Linked DNA regions of Mus musculus: regions 2 and 3 are each linked to region 1. Evidence: chromatin loops called from intact Hi-C (ENCODE). Cell type or tissue: heart. All regions are shown on one strand. Links, peaks and the distances in the headings refer to the core of each region. The heading gives the core; the rest is flanking DNA. Region 1 holds the start of Surf6 (surfeit gene 6). Region 2 holds the start of C8g (complement component 8, gamma polypeptide). Region 3 holds the start of Rexo4 (REX4, 3'-5' exonuclease).

The links. Hi-C counts contacts between places; a loop is a spot of excess contacts. Peaks named below come from ENCODE experiments on the same cell type or tissue, not always from the same donor. Only the 100,000 strongest peaks of a DNase experiment are listed, where the experiment ranks them.
Region 2: a loop joins it to region 1, with 8 times the contacts of the local background. A loop is called at or near these places in 4 of 42 quality-filtered maps.
Region 3: it touches region 1 in a loop (4-fold over the local background); 9 of 42 quality-filtered maps call a loop at or near these places.

Annotation. Positions count from the first base shown.
Region 1 is chr2:26,897,894-26,907,852 of GRCm38, reverse strand. It overlaps Surf6 (surfeit gene 6), which reads left to right and starts at 4,966. Exons shown (of 5, transcript NM_009298.4): 1 at 4,966-5,159; 2 at 7,921-8,124; 3 at 8,428-8,516. The coding sequence starts at 5,066. Med22 (mediator complex subunit 22) reads left to right here. Exons shown (of 4, transcript NM_001033908.1): 4 at 1,860-2,586. The coding sequence ends at 2,049. In heart, for the core only: a CTCF peak has its summit at 546 (motif pointing left); DNase peaks (open chromatin) are centred at 552 and 4,912; H3K4me3 peaks cover 2,695 bases; H3K27ac peaks cover 2,116 bases.
Region 2 is chr2:25,496,310-25,506,378 of GRCm38, reverse strand. It overlaps C8g (complement component 8, gamma polypeptide), which reads left to right and starts at 5,873. Exons shown (of 7, transcript NM_027062.2): 1 at 5,873-6,285; 2 at 6,404-6,540; 3 at 6,720-6,790; 4 at 6,874-6,981; 5 at 7,264-7,365; 6 at 7,436-7,474; 7 at 7,556-7,729. The coding sequence starts at 6,148. The coding sequence ends at 7,569. Fbxw5 (F-box and WD-40 domain protein 5) reads right to left here and starts at 5,629. Exons shown (of 9, transcript NM_013908.5): 1 at 5,493-5,629; 2 at 4,228-4,443; 3 at 3,821-3,978; 4 at 3,334-3,508; 5 at 3,106-3,254; 6 at 2,513-2,942; 7 at 2,052-2,199; 8 at 1,750-1,962; 9 at 909-1,669. The coding sequence starts at 4,420. The coding sequence ends at 1,414. In heart, for the core only: a CTCF peak has its summit at 7,585 (motif pointing left); DNase peaks (open chromatin) are centred at 4,272, 5,608, 6,208 and 7,088; H3K4me3 peaks cover 2,365 bases; H3K27ac peaks cover 3,418 bases.
Region 3 is chr2:26,958,689-26,968,757 of GRCm38, reverse strand. Rexo4 (REX4, 3'-5' exonuclease) reads left to right here and starts at 4,372. Exons shown (of 8, transcript NM_207234.2): 1 at 4,372-4,706; 2 at 6,035-6,375; 3 at 8,018-8,155; 4 at 8,341-8,534. The coding sequence starts at 4,440. In heart, for the core only: CTCF peaks have their summits at 1,316 (motif pointing left), 4,187, 4,394 and 7,806 (motif pointing left); a DNase peak (open chromatin) is centred at 4,267; H3K4me3 peaks cover 2,272 bases; H3K27ac peaks cover 1,715 bases.

The DNA.
Region 1 (9,959 bases), core at 1-8,000:
CCCCCAGGGGGCGAGGAAGCCCTCCAGGGCAACACAGTCTCTGTCTTACTGCTTTAAATCTCTTGTCTGTCTAGACAGTTTAGTCAAGGCTGGATTGGCCCCTTGTGGCCTTCCAGGTCTCTAACGACGTTCACTTTCTGGGACAGCCCTGCCTACTGCTTGCTCAGAGATTCAGTTCCATGTGAATGTCATCAGACTCACAGTGGAGAGGTGGGATGGGGGAGGGGTAAGGAACTCAAGCAGGGTGGCTTTGACTCCTGGGCCCAAGATACCTGGATGTCAGCTCGGCCTTATTCATGGAGCTGGAGTCTCCTGGTGTCAGACCTATGTTAGTCTCAGAGGATAGCAGCAGGCAGGATCTGTCACATAGCTCTCTACAGGGCCACTTAGAATGTTGATACCTGAAACTTTCTGATCCAGAGAGGCCTTGAGAAATCAAGAGTCCAGTGTAAAATATGTCGTCGGAACCGGGCTGGAGAATGGAGGCCTTGCCCCACCCCATTAGCTTGAAGTTAAGGTTCCGGTCAGCAGCACCCTGCCTGACTCCCCCTGGTGGTAGGTTTGCTCCTGCTGCTGCTGCACAGAAGCTGCAGTCAACTACAGATGTCCAGTGCTGCAGTGGACATCTTGTTCCCATCTTAGACTCAGTGTCACTGCCAAGCTTCAGTAGTTCTAAAGTTCTCCAGAGAGTTCTGGGGTTATCTTTGGTCTCAGTGTTCATCAGCTTAGCAGAAAAGTGGGAGTATCTACTGTACCCCAAAGTGGCAGAGACTTAGACCAACCCAGGGTGAGTTCCTCACATCTTCCTGTCACTACCTTGTAGTACTTCAAGGACACTTGAGCGGATGAGTACTGGGACAGTGACTCAGTCCTGTACAAGGGTTGAGGGGATAAATTGCTCAGATAGGAACCCAGAGTGCTGGGTTTCCAAAGCCTCGGCCCCTCTGCATCACGTGCATACGTTTCTGGGATGATCTGTGTCCTCTTTGGGCAATCACCTCTCTCATATTCCTCATGGTAAAGCAGCTGCCCCATGCCTAGGAATTTCCTTAAATGGCAGAGTTCTTCGGTAGGTGAGGCAGTAGGTTTTGTCTGCCCCTATCAGCCTCCTGCCCACACCACCACCAGTTGCCCAGCTTCCCCTCTGCATGGCTACTCTTGCCTGTATACGAACTGCTTGCTCTTTCTGGCTTTGCCTTCCCTCCATTCTCCTGGGGATGCTACTCCCTTTGTCTTGGGTAGTTCTGCGAGAGACTGCTGGGGACAGGCATGGGAGAAAGCTAGGGCCTTGTGCATATTAGACAGCTGTAGAAACAGATGTGGTCCAAGTAGCCACTGCTATGACCACTGAGGCATTGTGCTTGCCTCCTCCTGTCTCTGGCTTTCCCTGTGTAATGTAAGGAAATGGAATGTGTAAAGCCTGGGGCTTAGAGCTGTAGAGCTAGAGTAGTGGTATATAGAGAAATGCTCAGACCTGTATTGCTGACTGTTACCCAGTTAGGCCAGGACCCTGTAGGGATGGAAACAGGTCTGCCACCAGGAGCTCTTTGTAAAGTCTCATCACTACCCTACTGGTAAGGGATGGGTAACAGGTAGAGGCTGATAGGAACAAGGAGAGTCCTATGTGTCAAGAAGGACCCATGGGGACAGTTTGCCTAAGTCACATGGCCTGTTGACACCACCTTTCTTTGGATGCAAGAGTGGCCAGAACCGCTTAGCAGAGGGGCCAGCACAGAGGAGAAGAAGGGGAGGCAGTCAGGTGATGTTCATTTCTTAACTCTGCATCTGTCTTGCTTTCCCCTCCCTGGCTTTCCTCTGCCTGCTCCTGTCACTCCTGGGGGTTTCTTGTGGTGGCAAAGCTCAAGTCTCTGCGAAGCTAATGACCTGCCTCTGTGTGAAGCTTACTGGAGGCTGGACCTCGACGCAGATTCTGCTGATGGCCTCTCAGCCCCTCTTCTGGCGTCCCCGGAGACTGGTGCTGGTCCCTTACAGTCTGCAGCCCCTGTCCACTCCCATGGTGGTGGCCCTGGCCCTACAGAACACACCTGAGCCTCTTGGGGTACCATCGCAGGGTAGCCCTCCCTAGGGCCTAGTTTATCAGAAAGGAAGTGCTGTGGATACCCAGCACAGCCTAGCTTTTTTCAGTTTTAGCTCCCTTGGGGACTTTGGGATCAGGAGCCACTGTAGCCTCAGGAACCTGTCCAGGCCAGGGCCAGTTCCCCGTGATGGTTGGGGAATGCTGTCCAGTTATTTACAGCAGGTGGCTCCCTTCCTGACTGCCAGTGGAAGTTTGTCCCATTGAAGACCTTGAATAGGGAGGGTGGTTGGTGATAGGAAGACAGCCTCAGTTTGTTTAGAATTGTGAGGTATTCAGTGGACCTTAGTCAAGTCCAGTTACCCATCCTTAGGTTCAGGTTCTATAGAGAGCCCTGTCCACTGCCTGCTGCCTGGAGCATAAATGTCTCTGCCACAGCTGACTGTCCAAGATTGTGTGAGAGGCAGCTAGCCAGGGTGTCTTCCTGGATTCTCCCACCATTTCCTTCTGCTACTTTTGAGATGAGACTGTTGAATAAAACATTAGCTTTTTGTGCTGTTGTCTGTCTTTCTTGATTAGTCCAAGATTGCCCTTGGGTTCCTTGAGTAACAGCCCCTCCTTTTTTTTTTTTTTTTTTTCTTATAAAAGTGGCATGGCACTTTTTATTTTTACAACCAGAAAATAAGTCCCAAATTCTCAGTTCAGAGGCTGTAGTTGAACAACAGAAAGGGGGTAAACAGGTACCAGGTAAGACTGGGGGCCCTGGCCCGCTCAGCCCAGAGAACCCCAGGTAGCTAGCACAGAAGTTCTAAGTCTAGTAGTGTCCTCTGCTCTGGTCACTTCTCCTTCAGGGGCTCAATTTAGCCACTTGGACTCCAGTTCGGGGCTGCCCTGAGATGGGGCTGGGGTGGTAAACAACCCCTGATCACAGGTAGTATGGGCTGTGGGACAGGTGCAGGCCCAAAGATGTCTCTGTAGTAACAGGTGTCAAAATCAGGGCTGAACACTGTTATAATGGAAATAAAGAGTCCAGATGGGGGCTTCCAGTTTCCCTACCATGCCTCTGGGGTGGAAGAAGAGCCCTTAGAGGTGGGGAAGCAGCCACTGAGCCACCACCCCTTCACATCTCTCATGTGGCTGGAGGATCTTCAAGTAGACACTAGCATCATCCCACAGCCAAGAAAACTGTGACCTGAAACCTGGCCAACCAAACCCACAGTGTGGCCGAGTCACCTAAGCCACTGTGCTCAGGGCAGGGAATACTACATTGATGGGAAGAGGGAGTAAGGGGGAGATGGGAGAGTGAGGCCTAGGCTGGCACTTCATCACACATGTCCACCACATACAGGCATACATATACACACCATTCACACCTGCACACATGCGTGAGAGACTCAGAGATGCAAAGACAGTGTTGGCAATAGAGACACCAAAAGACGCCGAGGGATTCCAACAGCTCCAAGTCCTTAGAGTGGCTGGGTAACCTCTCCCAGGAGTTGTCCATCACAAAGCAGCGCATGTGAGGAGCACAGTAACACCAAGAGGCCTGACACCCATGGAGGGAACAGTGGGACGGCCCCTCCTTATATAGCTTTGGGTTCCTGGCATCTAGTAAATCCGTGACATAAAATAAATGGATGAAGAATCCGCTAGTACTGCAAGCTATATGACTGCAGCACCTGTACCTTTGATGCCACCTATTTTTGCCATCCTACTTAGAGCTATCATGCCTGCATCTTAGAAGGACTGGCCTTGGGCTTGGAAAGGCTGAGGTGTCTTGCTCAGAAGCGAAGATCTTAGAAACCGGGAGCTCAGACCCCATTGCCCCTCAGTACCAGGCTCACGGCTGACATACAGAAACCATGGTTCTCGGGCAGGTATGTGCATTCAGCCTGTCACTCCTGACTACCATCAGCATGCCTCATCCATGGTTGTAGTCCTGGGTCTATAAGGAACATAGGCTGGTCACCAGGTGACCCAGCACCTACAATAGCCAAAAAGAACATAGCACTGGAATGTGTAGCTAGGGGCAAGTCACTGCCCCAGTGAGGGAGTTTTCCAGCAGTGATGCCAAAGCAGTGTTAACTGTTGGAAGAGCTTGTAAGTGCCCTGGAGAAAGCTTAGCCACCTAGTGAAAGACAGTGTTTTATTGTTTAGTCAATTCTGTCGTTCACATTTAAAAGCGAAACTTCTCCTTTAAAGGGCACCATTGTCTTTCCTCTGCTTGCGTGGCCAGGGCCAGAGCTCCCTGGAGATACTGCTTGGGGATTTAGTGTTCTAGAAATTCAGAGTCACAAGTGATGTAAGTTGTGTGTCACCTTTTTTCATGAACTTCTGAGTTGCTGGGTCACACCCAAAAAACTACCGGGCAGGCTCTTCTTTGGGCTTGCCTTTCCCTTCATTTCCTCATAAGTAGCTTTAACGCCATCTGCAAGTAGTTTCTTATTCCTAAGGGCTCATCACCATTGAGATTCATTGCTACCGCATGTAATCTAAGATCCACGCCATACTCAGGTCTCTAGTTGTGGCCCACGTCTTTTTATACCTGATTGCGTTTTGCTCTGTGTGGCGGGAGTGGCAATAGGATGCTGGGCATCCCCTGCAGGCGGGGTTCTGACCTTCAGTCCAGCAGTAGGGAAAGAGCTATAGTAGCCCAGGTCTGCCCGGCCCTGAGGGCTTCAAGCTCGGTGGGAGCCCAGCCCTCTCAGGTTACAGGCTCCATTTTCAGAGAAACGCCTCCAGATTGAGGAGTAGCCGGCCCGTCAGGCATGGCTAATTGAGCTCCGAGAGGAAAGCAGCTGCTAGCGGATTTACACTGTGGCTTCCGGGGCTGGCTGGCTGGTTTGCTAACCTGGAGTTTAGATTACGGCTAATCCTTGGGGGTGGCTTCCGGTGCTCCAGGCTGCGTCTGCGCATAAGATACTTCCGGCGGGGTCACGCCGCTCTACTGGTGGTACCTGCGTGTACGGAGCTTCCGGCGGGGCTCCACCGCGGGAGCTTCCTATTCTGGTCCCAGCCTTGGTTGGCAGCATGGCTTCTCTCCTGGCCAAGGATACCTATCTTCAGGACTTGGCCAAGAAGATCTGCGCGCAGCCTGGCCCTGAACGACAGAGGAGCACATGGGGTAAGGCATCCGGCTCGAGCAGCTTTTGGGAGCAGACGCCGTCAGTAAGGAGCCCGCTGTCCTAGGTCGGGGCCGGACCCCCCGCAAGGGATATGAGTTCGAGCGGGTGGGTACTCGCGGGGACAGCAAAAGCTTGAGCTCTGGGCCCTGAAGGAGTGGGAGGCAGTTAGGAAATTACCAGACTCGAACGGAAAGAAAATCGGGCTTGCTACTACAAGTGTGAAGAGTTTTCTTACTGGCGTGTGTGTTTTTCAGCCCTTGTCTGTGAATGTGTTTCTTGTGTTGAAAGAACGCACACTCCATTCTTGGCTGTTTAGTTTAAAGCGCTAACATTTCCTTATCTTTGGAAGTGGAAGCAAGTCTTAAATCATAAAATGTTAATTGCGTCTGGGCCTGGTTGGTAGGGAGGCTGAGGAGAAAGACCTCGAGGTCAAGACCCGCCTGCCTGTCAGGACTACAGGATGTGATCACCTCTGCATGAGCAACTTCAGGAAACTCTCCGAAAGTAAAAGGAGCGGGTGGAGATATGGCTCAGTGGTTAAGAGCACTTGCTACTTTTGCATAGGACCCAGATTTGGTTCCCAGCAGCTACATGGCAGCTGACACCAGCCCCTAATTCCAGTTCTAGGGACTCATTAACACTCTTCTGGCTCTCAGTGGCACCAGGGATGGTCTTGATGCACAGACATACTTACAAACAGCACTCATAAAAGTAAACGAGTCTGGGAGGCACAGGTGGGAGGTGGTCTGCAAGCCTTTTAACACCAGCACTTGGCAAACAAGCAAGAAAGATTACTGTGAATTCCAGATGGCCAGGACTGCATACTGAGACCCCTTTTATTTGTTTGCTTGTTTGGAGACAGGGTTTCTCAGTGTAGCCTTGGCTATCCTGGAACTTGCTCTGTAGACCAGGCTGGCCTTGAATTCAGATTCACCTGTTTCTGCCTCCCAGGTGTGCCACCACCGCCTGGCTTAAGATCATGTGTTAAAAACAAACAAACAAACGGAGCTGGAGAGAGGGTGCAATAGTTCTGTGTATCTACAGCTCTTAGGAGAGGACCAGATTGTTCCCATCAGCCACCCTCATTTATGGTGCACATGATTAAAATGTAATAAATTTACCAAAAGAAAAAGGAGGTTTGGAAGTATGATTTAGTGTTGGAGTACTTGCCTAATGTGTGTGAGAGCTGTTGTGTGGTATCATGTAGGAAGACACATGAGTACCTGCTCAGCCAGGACACACATGCTGCACGTGAGCACAATGAAGCATTTGGTCTGGAGCCCATTTAGAATGATGGTGGCCTGTAAACATGGGTTTAGGTTTCCCCAAGTCCCATTTTCCAAGGGAAAATATTCCTTGAAGTAGTTTCTTGAAGTTTGACAGAACGAAGAAAGTCAAAGCAGGTTTAAAATACATTAGAGTGTATACCAGGTCATATAGCAAAATGACAGCTTTCTTTAGGACTAGATGCTGATGGCAGTTCCTCCCGTCCCCCAAACAGGGCTTCTCTGTGTAGCTTGTAATGTCCTGGACCCTGTAGACCAGGCTGGCCTTGAATTTACAGAGATTAGTCTGCATCTGCCTCTGAAGTGGAGTGCTGGGATTAAAGGTGTGCCTGGTGCTGATAGCATTCTTAATTTTTAGGTTGGCCTGCTAAGTGAGTATATTCCAAAACGTTTATTATCTATTAGTCACATGGAGGAGTCAGTCTGCAGACAGCTTCTTTCCAGGAAATCTCTGGCAGAACCAAAGGCAGAATACTGCTGAAGTCCAGAGAGGCAAATGAATTGAGCCTTATGGGGTGACTCACAGGAGTGGAAATGATTCAAACACAGCTTTACCACCAAAGTCTACCCCAGCATGGGTGATGGATCACAAAAGCTGGAAACCTGAAGTGCACTGCACAACTTGCAGGCAGCTCAAAAGTTGGAGAGTATTTATTTCATGTACTTCTGTTTGATTAAGTGATGCTCTGCCTTCTTATCTATGCTTGGGGAAGAGGGGATCTAGTGAATCTGGTCAGTTTCAGGGACTTCTAAGCCTTGGTGTTTGGTTCCTGAGTTTAAGGAGCGCGCCTCCAAGGTGAAGGCTGGTATACTTGCTTCCTTCCTTTCTTTCTTTTTCCCCCTTTCTCCCTTTCCCCTTCCTCCCTCTGTCTTGTCTTTCCATGGTTTCTCTGTGTAGCCCTAGCTGTCCTGGAACTCATTTTGTAGACCAGACTGGCTTTAAACTCACTGAGATCCACCTGCCTTTGTCTCCTGAGTCCTGGGATTAAAGGCGTGCTCCACCACACCCTGCTGGCAGGTTTTATTTAGGAGGAAATTGTTGTCCATGAGCCTAGTGTTGAGGTTTGGGCAGTGAGGAGAAAGTGTGTGGCAGTACTGTCATTACTTAGAAGAGGTGGTTATGTGTAGATATTCGGGTGGTGACCACCCTGAAGCCATATTTGGTATTCTATTCTTCATGTGCATAACTGCCCTGCCAAGTGGGTGAGTATGTTTTGCATTTAAAAAATAATAATTTATTTTTGCTCTTTGGAGACAGGATCTCACTATGTAGCCCAGCCTGGCATCGAACTCTCAGGAATTCTAGTGCCTTGGCCTCCAAGTACTAAGGGGTGATAGACACATAGCTGCCTGCTGCCCTGGCAGGAGGTGGTTGTAGCTCTGGACAGGCGGTGCTGGCCTAGCTACCTGGTTCTTTGCATTCTCTTCCTCTGCTGAATTGGTGAAAAGGGACTCTGCTTGTTTTGCATTTCAGGTGTCAGAACAAAAGGCTCAGAAGCTGCTGGCGCCCCCAAAAAGAAAAGGAAGAAAACACAAAAGAAGTCTCCGGAGCAGGAACAGAAAGCTATGGATCACAAGACTAAAGCCCTGGGCAAGAAGCCTCCTACCTCTTCTAGGCCCAAGAACCCAATGGTATCCAAACAAGAGAAGGGCTTGAGCTCCCTGGGGTCCCCTAAAGGTAAGTGGCTCCAGGATGTGCATGGTCAGGGCTGGGATGGGCCTAGACACAAATGTCCCCACTGCTCAACAGTGCTAGCCGGAGTTTGTCCTGTGCTGCATGACAACCTGGTGACAAGGCACTACTTGTTTTTCTGTGTCATAGGAACCAATCTCATAGTGCAGCTGCAAGGGATGTGTTTTAAAGGAGCTTGGGTAGAACTTCTTAATGGTGGCCTGTAAATCCCCACTTGGCCCTGAGGGAGGTAGGGAGGAGAAGTGGTGGGAGGGCAACTTCCTTTCAGCTCAGCTTTCTTCCCTGCAGATAGCCAAGGCACAGCACGGGAGTCTGTCTTTGCACTGGATTTTCTGCGACAGCGGCTGCATGAAAAGATCCAGCTGGCCCGGGGCCAGGTAAATGAGGAGTCTCCTGAACATCTGGAGTAGGCTTGTAGAATATTTTCTCTCCCCACTTCTGTGCTACTGTGGCGTGCGGACCACCTCTTGGTTGAGGTAGCAGGTGTAGTTCCTTCCTTGGAGTACCTCAGTCCCCAGTACCACCTGCCTCTTGGAAGCTGTGTCCCTCAGAAGCATGGCTTCCTTCCTTTGGGGAGCACAGCCCTGAATTGTCCCTATGAAGGTCACTGTCCAGAACAGGTGAGGTGGCCTGACTAGCCTTGACTCCCCGGCATGGTGCTGGCTTCCCTGTCCCCCTTTCTTAGCTCCTTTCTTGAGCTTTAGCTCCTCACCCTCCCTGTCACTGTCTCCAGGTTCCTAAGAGGATCAAGGCTCAAGGCCCTCATTCATCCTGCAGCGCAGCAGTTGCTGTCTGGCTGTGGAGCCGGAAGGGATGCAGGGAGAGCTCAACCTGTGTGTTTCATGAGTCGGAGATATTAGTGGTTAGCACAGCCACTCCACTATAGACACCCAGCCTAAGTTCTGAACTCTAGGACAGTGAAAGATGAAGTGTTCTGATATGCTGGAATGGAGCCCTGAATTTTTTTTAAATTTACTTTACATCCCAATTCGAGTGCCCCCATTTCCTTTCCTGATTCCCGCTTCCTTTCTTCTCTGAGAAGAAGGAGGCCCCTATAGGATACCACCCCGCCCTGGCCATCAAGTCACTGCCAGGACTAAGTGCATCCTCTCCCACTAAGGCCAGACAAGTGGTGGAGTTGGGGGAGTCAGATCCATAGGCAGGCAACAGTGGATCAGAGACGGTCCCCACTCCAGATGCTAGGAGACCAGCATGAAGATCAAGCTGCACATGTGCTATGTGTGTAGGAGCCTAGGTCCACCTCTTTGGTTGGTGGTTCCGTCTCTGGGAGCTCCCATGGGTCTATGTTAGTTGACTCTGTTGGTCTTTGTTGGGGTTCCTATCCCCTCCAGGTCCTTTAGTCTTTCCCCTGCCTCTTCTATAGAACTTCCTGAGCTCCATCTAATGTTTTGGCTATTGGTCTCTGCATCCATTTCCATCAGCTGCTAGATGGTACCTCTCAGAATTATGATAGGCTTCTGTCTACAAGCATAATAGAGTATCATTAACAGTGTCGGGGATTGATGCTTGCCTGCGGGATGGGTCTCAATTTGGGCCAGTCATTGGTTGGCCGTGCTCTCAGTCTCTGCTCCATCTTTGTCCCTGCGCATCTTATAGGCAGGACATATTTTCGGTTGAAGGTTTTGTGGGTAGGTTGGTATCTTAGTTAGAATTTCCATTGCTGTGACGAGACACCAGATCAAAGCAACTCTTAGAAAGGACATTTAATTGGGGCTGGCCTACTGGTTCTGAGGTTCAGTCCCATTATCATCAATGCGGGAGCATAGCATCATCCAGGCAGGCATGGGGCTAGAGGAGCC
Region 2 (10,069 bases), core at 1,203-9,202, 1.4 Mb after region 1:
GCTATTCATGCTGATGGATGCTTATTGCATCTTGCTCTCCAACATCAGCAATGGGTCACAGACCAGGCCTGGTTTCTCTGGTCCCATATGTCCCTGGGGTTCTGCCCTAGTCCCCTTGATGCAGCCAGATGCGGAAGGATGGGAAGTAATCCCTGCTCACTTGCTAGCTTGGACCTGGAAGGGCACTTGCCTTGTTCATTCACTTGCCCTGGGTACATTTTCTGTTCTTGGTAGGAGAGCAGCTTTTAAATGAGACGCTACTGTACCAGGCTGCTTGCCCAGTCACACTGTGGTCACTCTGGAGGCTGGCCCTGTCAAAGTCCCAAATCTTCCCTACTGCCAGGACCATGCATGGAGCCGCTAAGTGTAGGTGCATGACGTAAGCTCCTAGGATGGCCTAGAGCTACCCTCCTGCACCCTGGGACCTCACACATTTTCAGAGCTTATGGTGGCACCAAGAATTGAACTCAAGGCATGACAGGCAAACACTATTAACACAAACCACAATTCCCAAACCTCTTACTTTCTCAAGCCAGGGTCTAACCAAGTAGCCTAGATCAACCTTGGATTTGTTTTGTATCCAAGCAGGCTTTTAACTCCCCATCATCCTGCCTCAGCCCCCCGAGGAGCAAGTATTACAGATCTGTATCACTATACTCTGCCCAGGGAACTCTCCTGAGGGAGGATGGAGCCAACCCTCTTTTGGGTGCTTGTCCAGGCTGGGCTGGTCAATCTTCCTGCACCCATTAGCACTCACAGCCATGCACAGGCATCCCTGAAGTCAAAGGACTACGCACCCGAACCAGCTCACTCTTCAGTCTCTTGGAGGACCAGAGGCAGACATCACCATGACGACATTGGCCAGCAAGGCCTGGGGCCCCTCGCTACAAACAGACTAGATGGCATGTGCTGTTGCCAACTGTTTATTCAGGCCCAAACAGTTCAGGAGTGCAGCATGCAGCACCCACAGTCCACTGCAGGCCACTCAGTAGCAAAAACTGAATTATCAGAGACCAGTGCCTGTGGCCTGCTGCCCAGGGTACACTCAAGACATCCAAGGGTGTGGGTTTGGCTGAATATGAAAGGTACCCAGGCAGAAGCCAGCTTGGACCTGTGTGAGCTGCCAACCCAAGGGAAGAGGGTAGGTGAAGAACAGGGTTCCCAATGACCTGTGTACCCCAAGCTAGCCAAGAGGCTAGCATGGGATCTGGTGCTGCCAACAAGGGCTACCCTAGTGCTAAGCCTTATGGCTAAGTGAGCAGGTTTTGTGTGTGTGTGTGTGTGTGTGTGTGTTGGGGTCAGGCTGCCCCTCCTAAGGCATTGCTGCTATGAGCTACTCTGCCCCAGTGCAATAAAGAACCACGGGGTACCATTTTCCCCAGTAGGTTCCAATGGCTCAAATCACTGAAGCCTTCAGCGCCTATGGCTGGCAAACCAGGAGAAGAAGGGGCGGGGGCGAGGGCGGGGGCGAGGGCGTGGAGCCTGCAGAACACGAACAATGCGTGGTGAACGCCAGGCTTTGATAGTGGCATCGTCGCTGGCTGTCAGCAAGAGTTCCTGCTCCTGGGGGCTAAAAGCCACGGAGTTGACCACATCCTCATGCCGCAGCTTGGCTAGGCAGATGTTGTAGTGGCGGTCCCAGATATAGCCATGCCGATCTTCAGCCCCACTGTGGGATAGCATCTGGATGAGCCCACACCCACCTGCTGAAGCCCATACCCAAGCCCTGGAGCCCACCTGAGCCCACACCTGGCCACAAAATCCCTGCTGACATCCAAGAAGATGAAGAAGCACTCGTCATTGGGTGTGTAGGCACGGTGCGCTCGAAGAGCTCGCTTCACCTCTCGCATGGTCTTGAGATCAAACACCAGCAAGTCAATCTCCTCCGCAATGGGTGGTGGCTGCATGGGGTCGGCTACCACTGAGCCAGGGGGCCAGGCACGGCTATTCACATACAGGTACCTGAGCAAGGGATAGCATACATCTTAGGTACAAGCATGCTATTAGATACAGGGCCAGCTGTGGTGCCCCACCTGGCTCACCAGGCCCACCTGTTATCAGGAGACAGGCCCATGCCAATGATGTGCCCATGCACATCAATGACATGGTCCAGGGCATCAAAGAAGGCATCAGAGCCCCGGCCCTCGCCCAGCACGGGCCCTGCAGTTGTCATCTGGTGTGGCAGGATCTGCTTGATGCCTGCATGGAGACCAGGGTGAGGGGTCATCCAGAGCCTGCAAGGACATTACCACCAGGGCACTCCCAATCCAAGAACAGCCCTAAGAGTCCACAAACACTGTCTACACTCAGACTTAAGCACAATTGTGCACCCGCTCACTTGCTGACCAATCCCCTGCCTGGGTTTTCACCACTCTTACACAGGATCAAGTGTGCCAAGGCAGAACAGTATCTCAATGCATGAGCCAAGCTTTGCCTATGGACTTGCTGGTCTGGGGAGCAACACAGTGGTTGGTGACCGTCCCAGGCCCAGCCCTGCCCTGCCCACCATTACCGATCTGATGCGGTGAGTACGTGAGGCAGCCAGTGGTGAAGATGAGGTACTTATTCCTGGTGTCAGCGTCATTGCACTCTGGAGGCTTGGTGTGGCCCTGGGCCAGCAGCTCAGCCACCTTGGTCTCCAGTGCACAATCCGATAGCTGTCCGTGTCCATCCAAGACGCTATCAAACACACGCCGTAAACCTTTCTTGACGTGGTCAGAACCAGAAGTGTGCAAACCTGGGTCAGTGGCCTCTTCTTCAGTGTCCCCACCTAGGTCAAAGACTCGGCAGGGGAGCCCAGCCTGGTCGCTAGCATCCAGCAGGAGGTCCGGGCTATCAAAGCGGCTACAGTCAGCCACCATCACTGTGCGGATGGTGCTGGCATTGAGGTTCTGGATCTTAAAGAGCCGCTTTACCACGTTGACATTCTCTGACTCCACATCCTGTGGATAACAGTTGGGTGCTGGTCAGAGGGCCATGTCTGGGGAGCAGCCTACCCTGGGCTCTGCATCTGCCCTTCCATGCCCAGCCCTGCCCATGCCTTCTTCTCTATTTCCCTGCCCTACCCCACTTGTCTGCCCAGCCTGTCCCTGTCCCGGTCTGAACCTGGAAGGCATTGTTGAGCCACAGCACTGAGCAGGAGGTGATATCTCCAATGCGGTGCAGGTTCCCCGAAATGAGGCTGGTTTCTGTGAGCCAGCAGCCAAACACATCATAGGGCTTGTTTCGCACACGGGACAGCAGGGCGAAGGAGTCTGGGGGGAAGGCCACAGCTGGGCAGACTGCTGGCAGGGCACAATGGGACAGGTAGCCCAACCCAATGCCCACACTTACCTAAGCTGATGACAGCTATCTCGCCTGAGGAGGAGTTATGTGGCCCCAGGAACACCCCTGAGGCCAGCAGCAGTGAGTCATCCTGGTTGAACTGGGAAAACTGGGTGTAACTCCAGTTGTATGGCCTCATATCTGCACTGTGCAGCAGTGAGATGGTCAGGTCGTTGTTCCAGATCTGTTCCAGAAAGGCTGCAGGGTAATTACCAGGCCAGTTCACTCTGGCAGCACAGCAAATCCTGACTCTTCTCCATTGAGGGTTCTGGGTCCTCATGGGGCAAGAACCTTGGCCTAGGTCTTTACCACCCACTCTTATGACATCGTACCAATGTAGAGGGCTGACCCTGGGAGCTAGAGATTAGAGCTGTTCTAAGCTTTGGGTCTTGTGTGGTCCAGAGCAGGCCTCCAGGCACTATGTGGCCCTCTCTGCTTCTCTCACCATTGGCTTCTCTTCCCACTGAGTTCTGCTGCATGGGAGAGGCACCCTCACCTTCACCGTGCAGTCCTTGGAGCAGGAGGCAAACTGGTACCCCGAGTGGGAGAAGCTGAGGTGCAGGACCTGGTCAGTGTGCTCCTTCAGTGTCTGCACCTCCACACAGGGTACCATGTCATAGAGCCGCCGGAACTCCTCATACCAGGATGTGGCCGCTGTGGGCAATATAGTGTCACTCCTGCATGCAAGGCTCCCTCACTAGTCAAGATTGAGAGCCGACAGACAGCATGGCTACTGGGAGATGTTTTGTAGGGACTCTGGAACTCACGACTCACTAATTAGGTCTCAGCCACAGGGGGCACCCTTCTGCTCACAGAGACTCCCTCTTCCCCAATATGGCCCGTGTGTCCTTGGGCCATGAGCCCCTGCCCTGAGCCAGCAGGTTTAGGGGTGTGTGTACTGACCTGGGTGGCGGGGCACATCTCGAGCCACCTGGTAGTAGCGGTAGAATTGCTCCTTCCATAAGAACTCATCCCGGGACACAGCCTGCCATTGGCGGCATACCAGCCCAGCAGCCAGCACATCTGCAGGGCCCAAACTCAGGAAGATCTGGTAGACAAGGCTGTCGGGGAGCAGGGGCAGGCCCCCCTCATCCATCGTGACATTCTGCCCAGACGGTCCTGAAACCCACCAGTGGCGGCTCTGAACCCAAGCCTCCTCATCGCCAACCCCAGGGAGAGACTGATAGTCTGGGGTTCCAGACATGGCAGTCCTAGCTAGCCCCACCAACTGCCCACCGGAGAATTCCACTGCACTGAGCATGTGCGGGGGGAGGGGAGGGATGTGTGCATCTCTCTTTGTGTGTACAAGTAGCACTGCCCCACCACAGACCCAACACTTCTTGAAGGACCCAGGCAGTAACGTTGCACCACCTTACATTCTCCAGGACACCAAAGGACTTGCTGGACCAGACAGCAAGCCCCTGAGTACTACTAGGCCAGGTAGAACCTGCGAAGTGGGGGGCAGCCCCACTTTCCAGGTGGGGGCCTTTGATGCCTTCCCCAATGCTACAGGGCACAGGGAGGCAGGTGAGCACAAGACAAGCAAACAGGTCTGGGCTGCTCAAACTGGCAGGTCCAAGGTTTAGCAGCCCACCCTGTCTTTGACCTTGCTGCTATAGGACTTCAGGCCAAGGCTGACTTTCTTCTGAGAAGGGGTTCCTGCTAGCCAGTGGCATATGTCGTTCTGGACTCAGGAGACAGCCTGGCCAGGAGGGTGGTTAAGAGTGATTGGGGTTTCTGAATGTCAGAGGAGACATCAGGGACCACGCTTTGCTGCTTAGCTAGAGTGGGCAGCAGCTCCTTCATTCACCCACTGAACACCGGAGGGTGGATTGGGACGACGTCAACCTGCCAAGGCCATCACTGGCCAGATAAGGCCACCAAAGGCTGTACAAGTGTAGACATTGCAGGAAAAAAATATGGTGACAGTGAACAAAGCCCGTGAAGGTGACAAAAGCCAGTTAAAGTAGGACAAGGCAGAGCGAGGCCCATGACCGGGACCAGGCCCGAGAAAATAAACGAAGGCCACGATCGGGGACAAGGGACACCGAAGGTGGCAGAAGGCTGGTGAATGCAGGACTGGGAGTAATGGGGCACAAGGCTGGTGACTGGGGACAGGGCAGATGACACAGGTGAGTGAGCACGGCGGGGCCAAAGCCGGGACTCACCGCGGTGCCTCTGCCCGCTGCGCTGCGCCCGGCTTCCGCCGCCGCTCTAGTCTCCACCTCCACGTCTTTATGGAGGCGCCAGGCTCGACGCTGAGAGCCCCGAGGCATCGATGGACCGTTCCCCCCCCCCCCCCTTCCCCGTCTTGCGCCTGCGCCTCAGGCTCCGACTAGCAGCCAGCGTTTCTTATGCGCCTGCGCAAACTCTTACTTTCCGAGCGTTCTGACTCACAGAACAGTACTCACTCCTGGCTACCCTAAAGGACGGAGGATTGAGCCAGGCTCAGCTGGGCCGGTTCGAGACTCTGCCTCTGCTCTCTCTGCTGCTGGGCTTTGAACAAGTGACTTTATGAGCACGTTCTTGTTGGTTGTGGAGTTAAAGACAGTTATTGCATGCATAGGGTTGAGCACTGACCACAAGTGGAAATAGGGGTGCAGAGGTCAACTCTTAACTTTGCACTTGGGACACAATGCCCAGCTCCTATCAAGGCTAGGTTCTAGGATGGACCCTGGCTTGGGTTAGGGGTTCAGTAATCGGAAGACAGATGTGGACTTCCTGGACTGTGCTTCCTGTGGCACTGGACAGTGGACTCTGACCTAGGACAGTGCACCCCTCCACCTCGCTGTCCTGTCACCTACTGTCCGTAGCAGGTTGGCCATGCTGTCTCCAGGGGCTGTGTTGTTCTTCACCCTGCTCTTGACAGCCAGTTCGCTGGGCCAAAGGACTCGAAAGCCTATTGGGTCTACCTCCCCCATCAGCACTATCCAGGCCCAGGTCAATTTCAGTGCTCAGAAGGTAAAATCTGGGAGTGAGTGGGGGTAGGTAAAAGAGCAATAAGAACCTGCCTAGCTTGGCGGGATTGGTCCAGGGTGCCCCATTTCCCCAGTCCTGAGCACTCATAGTCAACTTCCAGTTTGCAGGGACATGGCTCCTGGTGGCTGTGGGCTCTTCGTGCCGCTTTCTTCAGGAGCAGGGACACCGAGCTGAGGCCACCACATTGCACGCAGCTCCCCAGGGTGCAGCTATGGCTGTCAGCACCTTCCGAAAGCTGTGAGTCCCAGCAGGACTTCATCCCAGCCCCTGAGCCCATCTTACTCTGCCCTCCTGACTCTAAACCTCATCTCTAGCTCTTCTGTGGCCTAGATAGCTATCCCATATGGCCTCTCCTGGGTTGGGGTTCCTAGAGTCTGGGTGCCTCCTCTTATGACATACCTTCTTCCCCTCCCCAGAGATGGGATATGTTGGCAGGTACGCCAACTCTTTGAGAACACAGGGGTCCCTGGCCGCTTCTTGTTCCAAGGTGAGGCAGGGGCATCAAGGGAGAGGGCTCTGGGCTGGAGGCAGAGGGGAAAGGACTGATGTGCTGTTGTGGTTCTGCCGCAGTCTCACGGGCCCGTGGACCAGTGCATATGGTGGTTGCTGAGACTGACTATCAGAGCTTTGCCATCCTGTACCTGGAACAGGGAAGGAAGCTGTCTGTGAAACTATACGGTGCGGACTAGTCCTGTGATCATACATGGCCTGTGCTTTTCACACATGACCTGTGCTCTGCATCCTCCAGGTCCACCTTGATGGACAGGGCGTCCCCAGATGGACACACACCCCTTCTCATTCCTTTTCTATCCCCATACTCTTGGCAGTAGGCACCCTTGATGAACAGCTACACATGGGATGGGGTGGGAACTGGATGGGGCAGGGACACACAGCTGACCTGGCTGTGTGTCCTGGGTTCCCTGCCATGTTGAAAGCACTGGAACTCTGCCTACCCCACAGTCCGCTCACTGCCAGTGAATGACTCTGTCCTGGATGTGTTTGAGCGGCGAGTCAGGGAAGCCAACCTGACAGAAGATCAGATTCTTTTCTTTCCCAAGTATGGTGAGTGTCCCCAGCCCGTGACCCTCCTGGGTGACGCCCGACCCCCTCTTACTACTGCCTGGGCCCCTAGGTTTCTGCGAGACTGCGGACCAATTACACATCCTGAACGGTGAGTGGTCAGTAGGGCAGAGCAGTGAAGGGCTGTGGTCAAGGTCTTTCCTGCCCCTGCTAAGGTTTTTATCTACTGCAGAGGTGCCGCGATAAGGCCATCTAGTGGAGAAGCTGTGGACAGTGGGCTACCCTCAGAGAGTTCTGAGCATCCTGAATGCACTCTTGGAGTCTCTCCTTTCTGTCCCCAGAAGCACCCCTTCATACAGCTCTGTTGTCCTAGGTCTTTTCATTAAACATCAGACTTGGCCCTGGGTCTTTTGTCGTTTTTTGTCAACCTGGATAGGAGTTCCACCAGGCCCAGGTGCGAAGGGAATTTGCGTGCGAACACACACACACACACCTTGGCTATTTGAGGATTCTGTCCTAGGGTGGTGGGGCTAGAAACAGCACTGAGTTCTTGCTCTCTCCCTGAGCCTGTTCCTCTCTGCAATGAGGACACATACCTTCCCTTATTCTCCAACCCCAGCCCTCTGCTCTGGCTTAGTGCCCATGGGGGTGGGGTGGGACTCAGGGTCCTGCTAGGGTATCTTCCCTGGAGAGGGGCGTAGGCCTACCAAGAAGCCCTTTAGACCCCTCCTAATCCTTGACCCTGGAGGCTAAAGAGCCAGAGGCCCAGGGGCACTTGCTAGGGAGATACCAGGATGTTTTTGAGGACGTGGTTGGAGCACATAGAGTGGAAAGCTGTACCCCAGGAGCAAGGAGTGGGCAGACTACTTAATGAACCGGTTAGAGGTGAGCATGGGGCTCCTGGAATGTGGGTTTCATTTCTGATAGAGCTGGCCCCCAGGATCACCTGACCGACTGTAGTCAAGGTTACCAGCTCCAGGGAACAGGAAGCAGGAAGCCTCACAGCGTGCCCTTAAAGGAGGAGCTAGGCCTTTTCTCCAGACAGAAGCAGTGTTCTTTCAAGACCTGGGCTGGTTTGCTTGGCCCTATAGGGCTGGAGTTCAGGGAACTGGGCATCATCCCAGATGTAGCTGGGCTCCTGTCTGCGTTGCTGCTGGCCTGACAACTTCCAGCACTTATTTAAGAAGCATTTCTCAAATGCCCCAAGCCCTGAGGACACAAAATAGGCAAGTCCTTGTTCTTCCAGGGAGTGTGAAGTCCAGGCTCAGCCACCTACTGATGACAGGAAGGCAGAGGTAGACTAACCCCTCCGCTCCCCAGTCCACCATGTCCTCCCCTCTAGCAGTGCCCCAAGTGAGCTGCAGTACTAGCAGAACTGCTGTATGATTCCCGGAGCAAAGTCAGAGGCCTTGTCTGCTGACATGTTTTTAGGAACAAGAGCTACAGGAATCCTGGTGGGTGGCTGCTCTCGGGGCCACAGCTGTCCCAGAGGAGGCTCTGATCACACAGGGTCTCTGGGCAGCTGGACTTTGGGGGAGCAGGAAAATAGACTGGAGAGTAAGTGAACCACCAGGGGCCTTAGAAGGAGGAATTTTAGGAGACTGTCCTGTCCACAAACATAGAGCTCACTGACGGAGCACCATGAACTTGTGCTGCCTGGCTTGGGCTCACTACCCTAGCTCCAGGGACACTTTTCCCTTTTTTTCTTGTGTTCTGTAACAGAAAGTGATGTTTCCACTCTGGTAGGGGTTGGGCTCATGTGGCCCTTGCCTCGTTGCCTTATGGGTCTGAATGGGCCAAGCATGGGCCATGCCATTAGCTTTTGACATAGAGCTCTAGAATTGACACCCATTTTAGTCTTCTTCTTTTTTTTTTTTAAGTGTCTTGCCGGGCAAGGTGGCGCACGTCTTTAATCCCAGCACTCGGGAGGCAGAGGCAGGCAGATTTCTGAGTTCAAGGCCAGCCTGGTCTACAGAGTGAGTTCCAGGACAGCCAGAGCTACACAGAGAAACCCTGCCTCGAAAACAAACAAACAAAACAAAAACTTCCGTTAAATTTGAAAGTATTAGGTATTTTAGTGATAACTATATTACACACACACACATACACGTTGTGTGTGTGTGTGTGTGTGAGGATACTTGTGGATACAGAGGACAACCTGCAGGTGTTGGTTCTCTCCTTCCATGTTTAATAGATTCCGGGGATCACATGCAGAAGACCAGGCCTAGAGGCAGCATCCTTACCTGTTGGGCTAACTCACTAGCCATGCACATATTTTTTACTTATCTCTTTTTTTTCAAAGAATTAATTATTTATTTTATGTATCTGAGTACACTGTAGCTGTCTTCACATCCACCAGAAGAGGGCATCAGATCCCGTTACAGATGGTTGTGAGCCACCGTGTGGTTCCTGGGAGTGAACTCAGGACCTCTGGAAGTGAGTAAGAATGCTTGCTGCACAATCATGTGGGCATGAGTTTGGAGCTCCAGAATTAACCTAAAAATATTGGCACGGCTGGTCCCACCCACAACCCTACACTGAGTTAGAGGCAGGCCAGAGGCAGGACTACAGAGTCTGCTGCATTCAGCATAGGTTCCAGTGAGAATGGCACCTCCGGGGAATAGGCAGAGGGCCACCAGTGTCCCCTTGCTCTGCTTACTTGCACAGCCACACACACACACACACACACACACACACACACACACACACACAAACACACAGAGGTATATACAGAGCATCCACATAT
Region 3 (10,069 bases), core at 1,107-9,106, 60 kb before region 1:
GACAAGACAGTAGACACCATGGAAACAGAGTAATTAAAAACATAGTCCACCAAACTGGAAAACCTAAAAGAAACTGATGAATTTCTTAAATAATCTACCAAAGTTAAATAAAGAGGAACTAGACTAAATTAGGTCTGTAACCCATAGTTAGAGAGTTACCAACCACCCTCAGATTGGATATAAGGCCTACTCCTTGAGTGGGAGCCATACAGACACTGGTAAAGCTGCTAGAACCTGAGACTACACGTGTCATAGGCCTAGGGGAAAAACGACTACTATTATTCTGCCAAAGGAGCATGGCAATAAAATGACACCTAATGATATCCTGGTACATCAGTGCATCCCTCATTCTTCACTAGAGACACTTCTTGCAGTAGAGACCCACAACTGAACTATATATAGATAGATAGATAGATAGATAGATAGATAGATAGAGACAGACAGACAGACAGACAGACAGACTGCGGAGCACTCAGCCCTAAATGGGTCGTCAGAACCCTCTCCTCAAGGCTCAGGGACTTATTTGGATGAGGAGGTGGAAAGATGGTAAGAGTCAGAGTTGAAGGTGTCTTTCAGCTACCCTAGGACTGATGCACATTTAAACTCATAGTGACTGTGGCAACATCACACAGCCTGTATTGGTCAAGCCAGACAAAACTCCAGCAGTGAGAAAGGGGAGGTAGACACAAAGCCCCACCCCTAATCAATTGATAGCCTGTTGGGAAACATAAAGTAAGTTTTTTCCGGTAGAATGTTGTTGGGTTTATTAACCACACTCCAGGATAGGCCCAAGTTCCAGGAGTAGTTGACCAAGACAACACCAGATTCCATGTGGGATTTGTATTTTAGTATTTGTATTTATTAAGATTTTGGGGGTTTGGAGGGTGTGGGGGGAAGGGAGGGAGAAAGAACATGAGGTTGGGTGGGACTGAGGTGGGCAGGATCTGGGGGAAATGGGGGAGGGGAAAACATCATCAAATTGTATTACATGAAAAAAATTCGGTGGTTAAGAGCACTGGCTGAGCCAGGCAGTGGTGGCGCACGCCTTTAATCCCAGCACTCGGGAGGCAGAGGCAGGCAATCTGAGTTTGAGGCCAGCCTGGTCTAGAGTGAGTTCCAGGACAGCCAGGGCTACACAGAGAAACCCTGTCTCGAAAAACAAACAAACAAACAAAAAAACAAAAAAACAACCCAAAACCAAACCAAACAAACAAAAAAGAACACTGTCTGCTCTTCCAGAGGTTCTGAGGTCAATTCCCAGCACCCACATGGTAGCTGACAACCACCTATAGGAGGATCTGATGCCCTCTGCTGGCAGGTGAATGTATATGCAGCAGAGCACTCATACATTAAATAAAAAAGCACGCTATTTCTCTGGAAACAAACAAAATTTTTAAAAAAGAAAATAAGATGAATATTGACATTATAGGCCACAGGAATAATCAACAAATGAGTTAAAATCCCAGTTCCTAGGCTGGAAGTATAGATGTAGAGAGAGTACTTGTGTAGTATGTGTGAAGCCTTAGGTTTGATAGTGAAAGATCCTGGCAGAATGTAAAAGGACACAGAAGCCCTGAAATTGGCAAGATTGTCAGTGTTAGCAGAACTAGCTTCACTGATTTAGAAAAATAGAGGTGCACAATGCTCTGGCCACTCCTCGAACCTGTGTGTCTGCCAATGTTCTGACCAGGTGTGTGCCCATTGCTGCACCTTCATTAGACTCTTTCCTTGTACCCCTCCCATACCCATTTCTTGAGAATAGACATTGTTTAGATCTGGAAATCCCCTAATCTCCCCCTTCTCCTTTCCCCCCTGAGGGCCTATAAAAACTGGGAACTCTTTCCCCTCGAGGTCGACTCCTCTACCCCTGCGTGGGATATGAGTCGTCCCCAGAGCTCTGGCTTTCCCTGAATAAAGCCTCATGTGGTTTGCAACAAGCTCGGTCTGTCGTGAGTTCTTGTCTATTGTCCTGAGGCCTGAGCTCCTTTTGGAGTCTTTCAATAGCACCAACAGAAAAATGAAAATAAATAAATCTGTGATAGCCAGAAGCTGGAAACAACCTTGATGTCCCATGACAGAAGATTCTAGACCTCAAACTACTACAGAAAACTAAGCAAATGCTAAATTTGCAATTTACAAAATTTCATTTCTCTCCTAGTCATTGAACTCATCTGGATTCCCTGGGTCTCTAACTTAAGAGGGAGAGGGGTGCCAAGGGTGTTTGGCACATACCCCACCAGCATCATGACTACCACTAAAGGGACTCTGGCCAACTTGAGATGGTGAGCCTGGTTCTGGCAGGCCTTGCCCTTTCCCCATTCCCTCTGCCTTGCTAAAAACCATCAGATTACATTCCTAAGGCTAGCCACCAAGGTGCATTCCCTTATCTGGTCTCTTCTTCCTTTTGAGGCTGACTACCAAAGTCCAGCTATAAAAGCACTGAGGTCTAGCAAGGAAAAGCCCCCTTTGACTCACATAATTAACATGTCCAATTAAAAATTAAACACCGGCCGGGCGGTGGTGGCGCACGCCTTTAATCCCAGCACTCGGGAGGCAGACGCAGGCAGATTTCTGAGTTCAAGGCCAGCCTGGTCTACAGAGTGAGTTCCAGGACAGCCAGGGCTACACAGAGAAACCCTGTCTCGAAAAACAAACAAACAAACAAACAAACAAACAAATTAAACACCTCGTCCTTTATATCTTCATAAACTGCCAATTTCCTAGTGCCATTCCTGTTTCATCAGTAGGCAGAGGTACCACCCCCCAGGGCAAATAGCCTCCTCCCTCTACTTTGTTTTCTCTCTCTCTCTCTCTCTCTCTCTCTCTCTCTCTCTCTCTCTCTCTCTCTCATATCTATGTCTCTTATTTCCTACCCTCTGGGGCAAATAAATCTCTTTTTGTAAGGGTCCCCCAAAACTGGCACCCTGGACTCAAATAGTATGTAACCGCAAAGAGTGTTTTATTCTGCAGAAGTCCAGCATGCTGGGGTCTCCCATTGCTAAGATAGAGAGACCATCAAGTGAGCTTGAAGGCTCGATTTAAAGCGCACTGGATTTCTGGGGTAGATGGGCTTTATCTTATTCTATCTCTAGGCATTCCAGAACCATTATCTGAGTGAGTGCTGTTGTGATCATAAAAAGAGAAAGAGCTACTAAGATCTGTTCTGGCAGGGTGTGGGGGAAGGGTGTGCCTCAGTGGGCCCATGCCTCAGCATCCCTTCCCCCTGAGAGAGCAGCCACATGACGGTATAGTATAGAATAGAGTTTATTCGGGGCATGGGGAGGGGAGTTAAGAGGGTAGTAGAGACAAAGGCAGAGAGGGGAGGGGGAGGGGGAGGGGGAGGGGGAGGGGGAGGGGGAGGAGAGGATTGGAGGCTGGCCATGAGCATATGGAGAGAGGGGGTAAGGGAATGGGGAAAGGGGGGAACAAGGGGCCAAGAGGCAAAAGCGTGAGAGAGAAAGAGAGAGGGATGAGGGGGCAAGCAGCCCCTTTTATAGGGTCAGTCCTACCTAGCTGCTACCAGGTAACTGTGTGGAGGAGCATATCTGGCTGTTGCCAGGTTTCGGTGGGGGTGGAGTCCAGACAGAATACCAACAGGTGCGAAGGCTAGAGCCTGGATTTTTTTTTTTTTTTTCTACTAGTAATCGAGTTGCTTGGACTTGCCCATACCTTAGGCCTAGTCTCTTTAACTGCCAATTTGAAGTGTGTTGCGGAATCTGCCTAGCCTTCTCTGTGCTCAGAACTTGGTCTTGGGGGGTGCCGGGGAGGGGGTGTCCTGATTGGATATTTTTCCTAACAGCCACCACCAAGTCTCCCAAACCTTCTTACGTGGTCTGTTGGCTTTGCTGCTTATCTCTAGTCAGAGAAACCCGAGGGCAAACGATTCAACTGTGACCGCCCCATCTGTATTGCACTATCAGGATCAAGAATAGATTGCTGGTCATTAACACTGCGATTAAGAATGTATATGTATACGTATATAGTCACAATTAAATTTTGCTTTATCATTAATATCGGACACTGCTGGCGTGCCTTTGCAGTCAGTAAACCAGAGACGTGGGGAAGGCTTCGGTATTCGCAGTGTGTGGTTGTGCATAGGGCAACCTACACAAGACCCGCCTCCGCCTCTTCCGTACCCCCGTGAGTGCCACACCGAGAGTAGTCCCCCAGCCTTTTCCGGTGTCCCAGAGTCTCCTCATTTGCGGCCTTCCGGGACACCAGATCTTTGTGAAGGTCTGGGCTCCCTTCCGTCAAACTCTGGGTATCCAACCGCAGCGCTGCTAGCCAGGGCTGTCAGCCCCCAGTGCTAACTAGCGGGCTAGTCGCAGAGTCCGCATACGTGCGGAACCAAAGATGCAGTCTCGGTTTCTAGCAGGTCGCGAAGAGAACAGCAACCCGGGTTCCCGCATGCGCAGTGGAGCACGCTTGCACCCTGGGAAATGTGTGCTTGCGCGGTTGCTGGAGTCGCGGTCTCTTCCCTGGTGGTTCCGACTGCGGAGAGCGGGGAGATGAAGACGAAGGCCACCGCGCCGGTGCCCCAACCTGGGCCTATCAGGAAGCTCGCTAGGAAGAAAGCCAAGAAGAAGTTCAGGAAGAGCAAAGCTCTGGCAGGAAGTGGGGTTCCGGGAAGCCACCCGGCGGCTGTGGCAGGCCGACCGCCGAAGGCCCCCGAGAACTTTTCTCAAAATTGGAAGGCGTTGCAAGAGGTGAGACCGGCGACAGGCCACCTTCATCCCGAACTTTCTGTCAGGTAGCCACAGACTCCGAAGGAGGAAGGGATGTTGCCCTCTGCTTCATTCAAATTCTTTTTCTCAATTATGAATCACTTATCTAGGTTGCCACCCTGGCAACGTCTTAAACTATGTCCCAGAACTCTGGCCCAGTGGTTCTGGAACTATTGTAGCTCAGGGTATACCCACACTAGTGGTTGTCCTCCTACATTAGGTAGCCTCCCTAGTCCTGAGCCTCTATACCTACCCCCATTCATAAATTCTTCCATACTAGTTAGATGCTTTTTTTTGTTGTTTTTGTTTTTTCGAGACAGGGTTTCTCTGTGTAGCCCTGGCCGTCCTGGAACTCACTCTGTAGACCAGGCTGGCCTCGAACTCAGAAATCTGCCTGCCTCTGCCTCCCGAGTGCTGGGATTAAAGGCGTGCGCCACCACGCCCAGCTTAGTTAGATGCTTTTACTGCCCTTGTTTCTTAGACGGGGAAATTGTGACACATAACTTACAGGGTTTGAGTTGAAAGTAGGTCACATACGGTGTAAACAGCAGAACTGGGGTGCTGAATATGCCTTCACTGTCGACTTCTAGGGAGTCTTGAGGAGTGTATGTCATGGAGCCTCAGTAAGAAAGACAATAAGGAATTTCTTGGCCTCCATAACAACACTCCACCTTGTTCCTTAGTGTGGATCTTCCAACAGGACACCCAGGAGCAGCCAAACCCTGTGGACAGTCAGGGCTGTGTATGCTGGTTCTTGTTCTTTCTCCCAAGAAAGTAAAGTGTGCAGGGAGGACATGTTTACTAAAGGAAACTTGGATTTGGCTCTGGTTTCTACAAGAATCTAAATCCTTCAGGCCTTTTAAGTATTAGGGGAGTGAATAAGTAGAAACTCACTGCAACATCTCTCAGCTGGTTGCCATCTTGTTGTGGTCTTAACTGGAGATTTGAACACAAGGAAGAAATTGGTCTCCTGGACCTCTCCTCTACATGGATCAGCCCTATCTGGTTTCACAGGACTTCTTTCTTTCCATTGAACTCCCTTCCTCCAGGTCTTCCTTAGATTCTGAGCTGTAGCCGCCTCCAGAGATAACGGAAGTGATCACTGTGTCCCACAGTGTTGACCATGGAAGTCACTAAGTGAAACTCCAAATAAAGAAGTGAAAAGCACCATTAGTGGTGATGGGAAGTGCATGGATGATAGAATAGATGTACACACAAGTTTCTTGAACCTGTGGTATGTCAGTTCAAAATTAAATGTGGCTTTTAACAAAATAATAAATGTGGCTTATATTTAATTTTGATTCCATTAGCTACTGAAACAAAAGTCACAGGCCGCAGAAAAACCTCTTGTCTCTCAGATGGATGACAAAATGCACCCCCAAATAATCCAGCAGAACAGAAAAAAGGCCTCAGATAAATCAAAGGGAGACAAGCAGAGGACAGAAAAGGCCAAGAGCACTAGGGGTTCTGTTACATCTGCACCTACGGACAGGAAGATACTAGTACCTCCCACAGATACCTCTGGAACAGAGCAGAAGAAAGGAGCCAAGAAGAGGACATATAGTGACATCTCTTCTCATCAAGGGGCTCTCAAGCCTAAGTGGAAAGCTACGGAGGCAGCTGTTATCTTGAATCAGCCCACGCCCACTGAGTAAGTATCAACTCTGCTGTGGTGCCTGGAACATCCACAGAAACAGGTGATCCACTGTCTTCACCACCACCGTTCGGCCCTGGTACAGTCTTCTACCCAACCCTGTGATATTTGTTTGTTCGTCCCTTGTTTCTCCTAGAGTGTGGGCTGCTAAAGGCAGACCCTATTATACAGATAATACTGTGTCTTTGGGCCCCAGTGTAGAGCTTGGCACAAGGTAAGAGCCAACAAAAACTTTTTCATAGTGTGTGCTGGACCCAGAAGGACTCCTGTGAAACCCAGTCCTGCCTTTTTGCCAATTGATGGCTTTCTTGCATCCTTTTATCCTCAGTGTGGTCATCTGTACAGTTAGGGGGACTGAAGTGCACTATGTGTTGCTTAGTGTCTTTTGCCTGCTTAATGAGCACTGTGATAACACCTAGCCTGGATGGGATATGCTTATAAGGCAGGTTGGCTTCCTGCTGCCTAGGATTTTCCTGCCTTCCCTTAAACCTAAAGAAAACCTTGGTCTGGGATTATACAGTGGAGGGTGCGGGCAAAGGGGAAGGAGAACATTTCTTTGGGAACTGGTATGGGAAGTGTGTTTATGAGAGTTGTGTCAGATCAAGCTAAGTGAGCCCATGACAGGCTACAAGATTCAGCTGCTGAAGGGTAAAGGGACGTGAGTTTAACTGCTTCTGCTGAGTTATATAAGCAGGCTGGATTGGAGAGACTACAAGGCCCCTCCCTCCTAAGGCTGATATAAGCAGGAAAGACACACAGGCATTTTACTTTAGCATTTGTGTGTGTGGCAGGAGGTGTCAGGGTATCCTAGTGAAGAAAGCAAATGAGCAGGAAGCATGCGGCCCATCAGTTGAACCTTTTGAGTAAAGATACTGAATGTCTGGAATTCACCAGATAGCCATGAAGCACCCAGTATCAACTCTCTCATGCTTCCAAAGTGTGCACAGGGTACAAGGCACAGGTCCCTGTCTTTTTTTAAATTTTTAAATTTTTTTTGGTTTTCGAGACAGGGTTTCTCTGTGTAGCCTTGGCTGTCCTGGAACTCACTTTGTAGACCAGGCTGGCCTCGAACTCAGAAATCCGCCTGCCTCTGCCTCCCTAGTGCTGGAATTAAAGGCGTGTGCCTGGCTCACAGGTCCCTTTCTGCCATGCACTCCTCTGCTTGTGTTTCTTGACCAGTAGCAAACCTATTGTGTAATTGGAAAATGCCTGGTCATTATACTGAAGTAGGTTACATGCTTCTGTTTCACATTCTGTTTTATCTGTAGTTCTCCTAAGTCTTGGATAATAGATATATTTGCAAATTAAAAGAACAGTAGTGAGGGCTGGAAAGGTGGCTTAGGGGTTAAGAGTGCTGGCTGCTCCTCTAGAGACCTGAGTTAAGTCTCCAGTGCCAGAGATCCGATGATGCATGCCCTCTTCTGGCCATCAGGCGCCAGGCATGCAAGTGATAAATATAATGCATGGGTGCATGCAGGCAAAACAGGATACAAATAATAAAGGAATGTGTGAGAGCAGATTCAGCTGGACTGAGTGTGGAGTGTAGAGGGGGAGCCATCCTGCCAGAGGTCCTTTCGCGAAGCATCCATCTGTGTCCTGGGTCTTTTCACAGCCAGGCATTCTCATCTTTGTCTCATAGGGAAGACATCTGGTTTGATGATGTGGATCCAGATGATATTGAGGATGCCATAGGCCCAGAGGCAGCCATGCTGGTACGGAAGAGGCTGGGGCAGAAGAAGAGGACCATCTCCCTGGAGAAGGAACAAGCCTTTGGCGGGTAAGCTGAGCTCGGGCCATAGCTGCTGGCAATGTTACTCCTTCTGGGGCTGGGATCATGGGAGGAGGAGCAAGCACTGAGCCATGACTGCCCAGCAGTCATGGGGGTGCAGAATGAGGCTTGGCTCACTGGCCTAGAATCCCAGCCCGTGATATCTATTACACTGGGGCCTTTGGTTCCCCTAGCTTGACAAAAGCCTTGGCCCTGGATTGTGAGATGGTAGGCGTGGGTCCCAAAGGGGAAGAGAGCATCGCAGCCCGTGTGTCGATCGTGAACCAGTATGGGAAGTGTGTTTATGACAAGTACGTCAAGCCAACTGAGCCAGTGACTGACTACAGGACAGCCGTCAGTGGGATCCGGCCTGAGAACCTGAAGCAGGGTATGACTGATGTCCATAAGATTTGAGTGTAGTGGTGGAGATGGTAGCAGGACTCGTTTCTCTTCAACTTCCCCTTCTGTGTTCCAGAACATGGCATGGCAGGGGTCCTGACACTGCTTAGCTCTTCCCCAGACTTTGCAGATACAAAAGGAAAGATACCTTTCCTGGCTGTTGTGCTGTTTGTGTCCTGGGCTCTTGGATTATTTTCTGTCTTGTGGCAGTAGGGAATAAACTGGAGCATGTTAGGAACCAGGAGGGAAATCTTGAAGAGTGAGTAGGCTACATGGTAGGAGCTGGGAGGACAGATCACAGGGTCTCTTTGGGAAATTAGTGCAGTAATGGCAGAGAGGCCTCCAGCAGGATCCTTGTGGTCATGACATTGAGTACAGGGTAGGGGTCAGAAGACTGGTTCTGAGGCAGGAGCTAGGTAGGGAGGTAGCTGGAAGAAATGAGCCAACATAGCAGAGGGAGGCTGGGTCTGATTTATAATAGGCGAGAACATCTAGGATGCTTGAGCCTGCCTCCTAGGGAGACCTGGAGACCACTAGGGATGCAACCGTGTTTTTTTTTCCCCCGTTCCTCACCACCCACTGCCTGTTTGCTTCTCCTGGTACCCATGGCTAACATAGTATCTCTGTTGTTCCATAAACCGTAGGCTGGCCAGCCTCTCTTTCTTTTTTTTTTTTTTTTTTTTTTTTTTTTAATTTTTTATTAGGTATTTAGCTCATTTACATTTCCAATGCTATACCAAAAGTCCCCCATACCCACCCACCCCCACTCCCCTACCCACCCACTCCCCCTTTTTGGCCCTGGCGTTCCCCTGTACTGGGGCATATAAATTTTGCGTGTCCAATGGGCCTCTCTTTCCAGTGATGGCCAACTAGGCCATCTTTTGATACATATGCAGCTAGAGTCAAGAGCTCCGGGGTACTGGTTAGTTCATAATGTTGTTCCACCTATAGGGTTGCAGATCCCTTTAGCTCCTTGGGTACTTTCTCTAGCTCCTCCATTGGGAGCCCTGTGATCCATCCATTAGGTGACTGTGAGCATCCACTTCTGTGTTTGCTAGCAGCCTCTCTTTCTATCTCAGAAGAGAGGTTGGTCCTTTAGCTCTGAATAGAGCTGGGCAGTGAAGTAGTTTTGGGGCCCATTCTAGTAGAGGTGGGGGCAGGGTGGTCCTCGAAGGCTGTCAACTGGGAAGGAGCAGCACAGCAGACCCTAGGGTCTGTGCAGCCTCCTTTGCACTGTCTGGTTCGCAAATCCAGTCTGACTCTACTTAGGAAGTCATAAGTATGAGAATGGGAAGCCTGTTGCCAAGTGTCCCTGAGATAGTCTAAATGTTCCTGGACTTCTAGGTTAGCAGTAGTTTGCTAACTGGTACCAGTCCACTGACTGTGATTGGCTTTGAGTGGAGTTCTTGTCTTTTTTCCAACTGTCTCCAGAAGTGGGAGCAGAGCACAAGGCATAGTGGGGTGCCTCCTAGCCCTTCCACTTCCCTGGAAAAATGGACACTTCTAGGGACCTACCTCCCACCA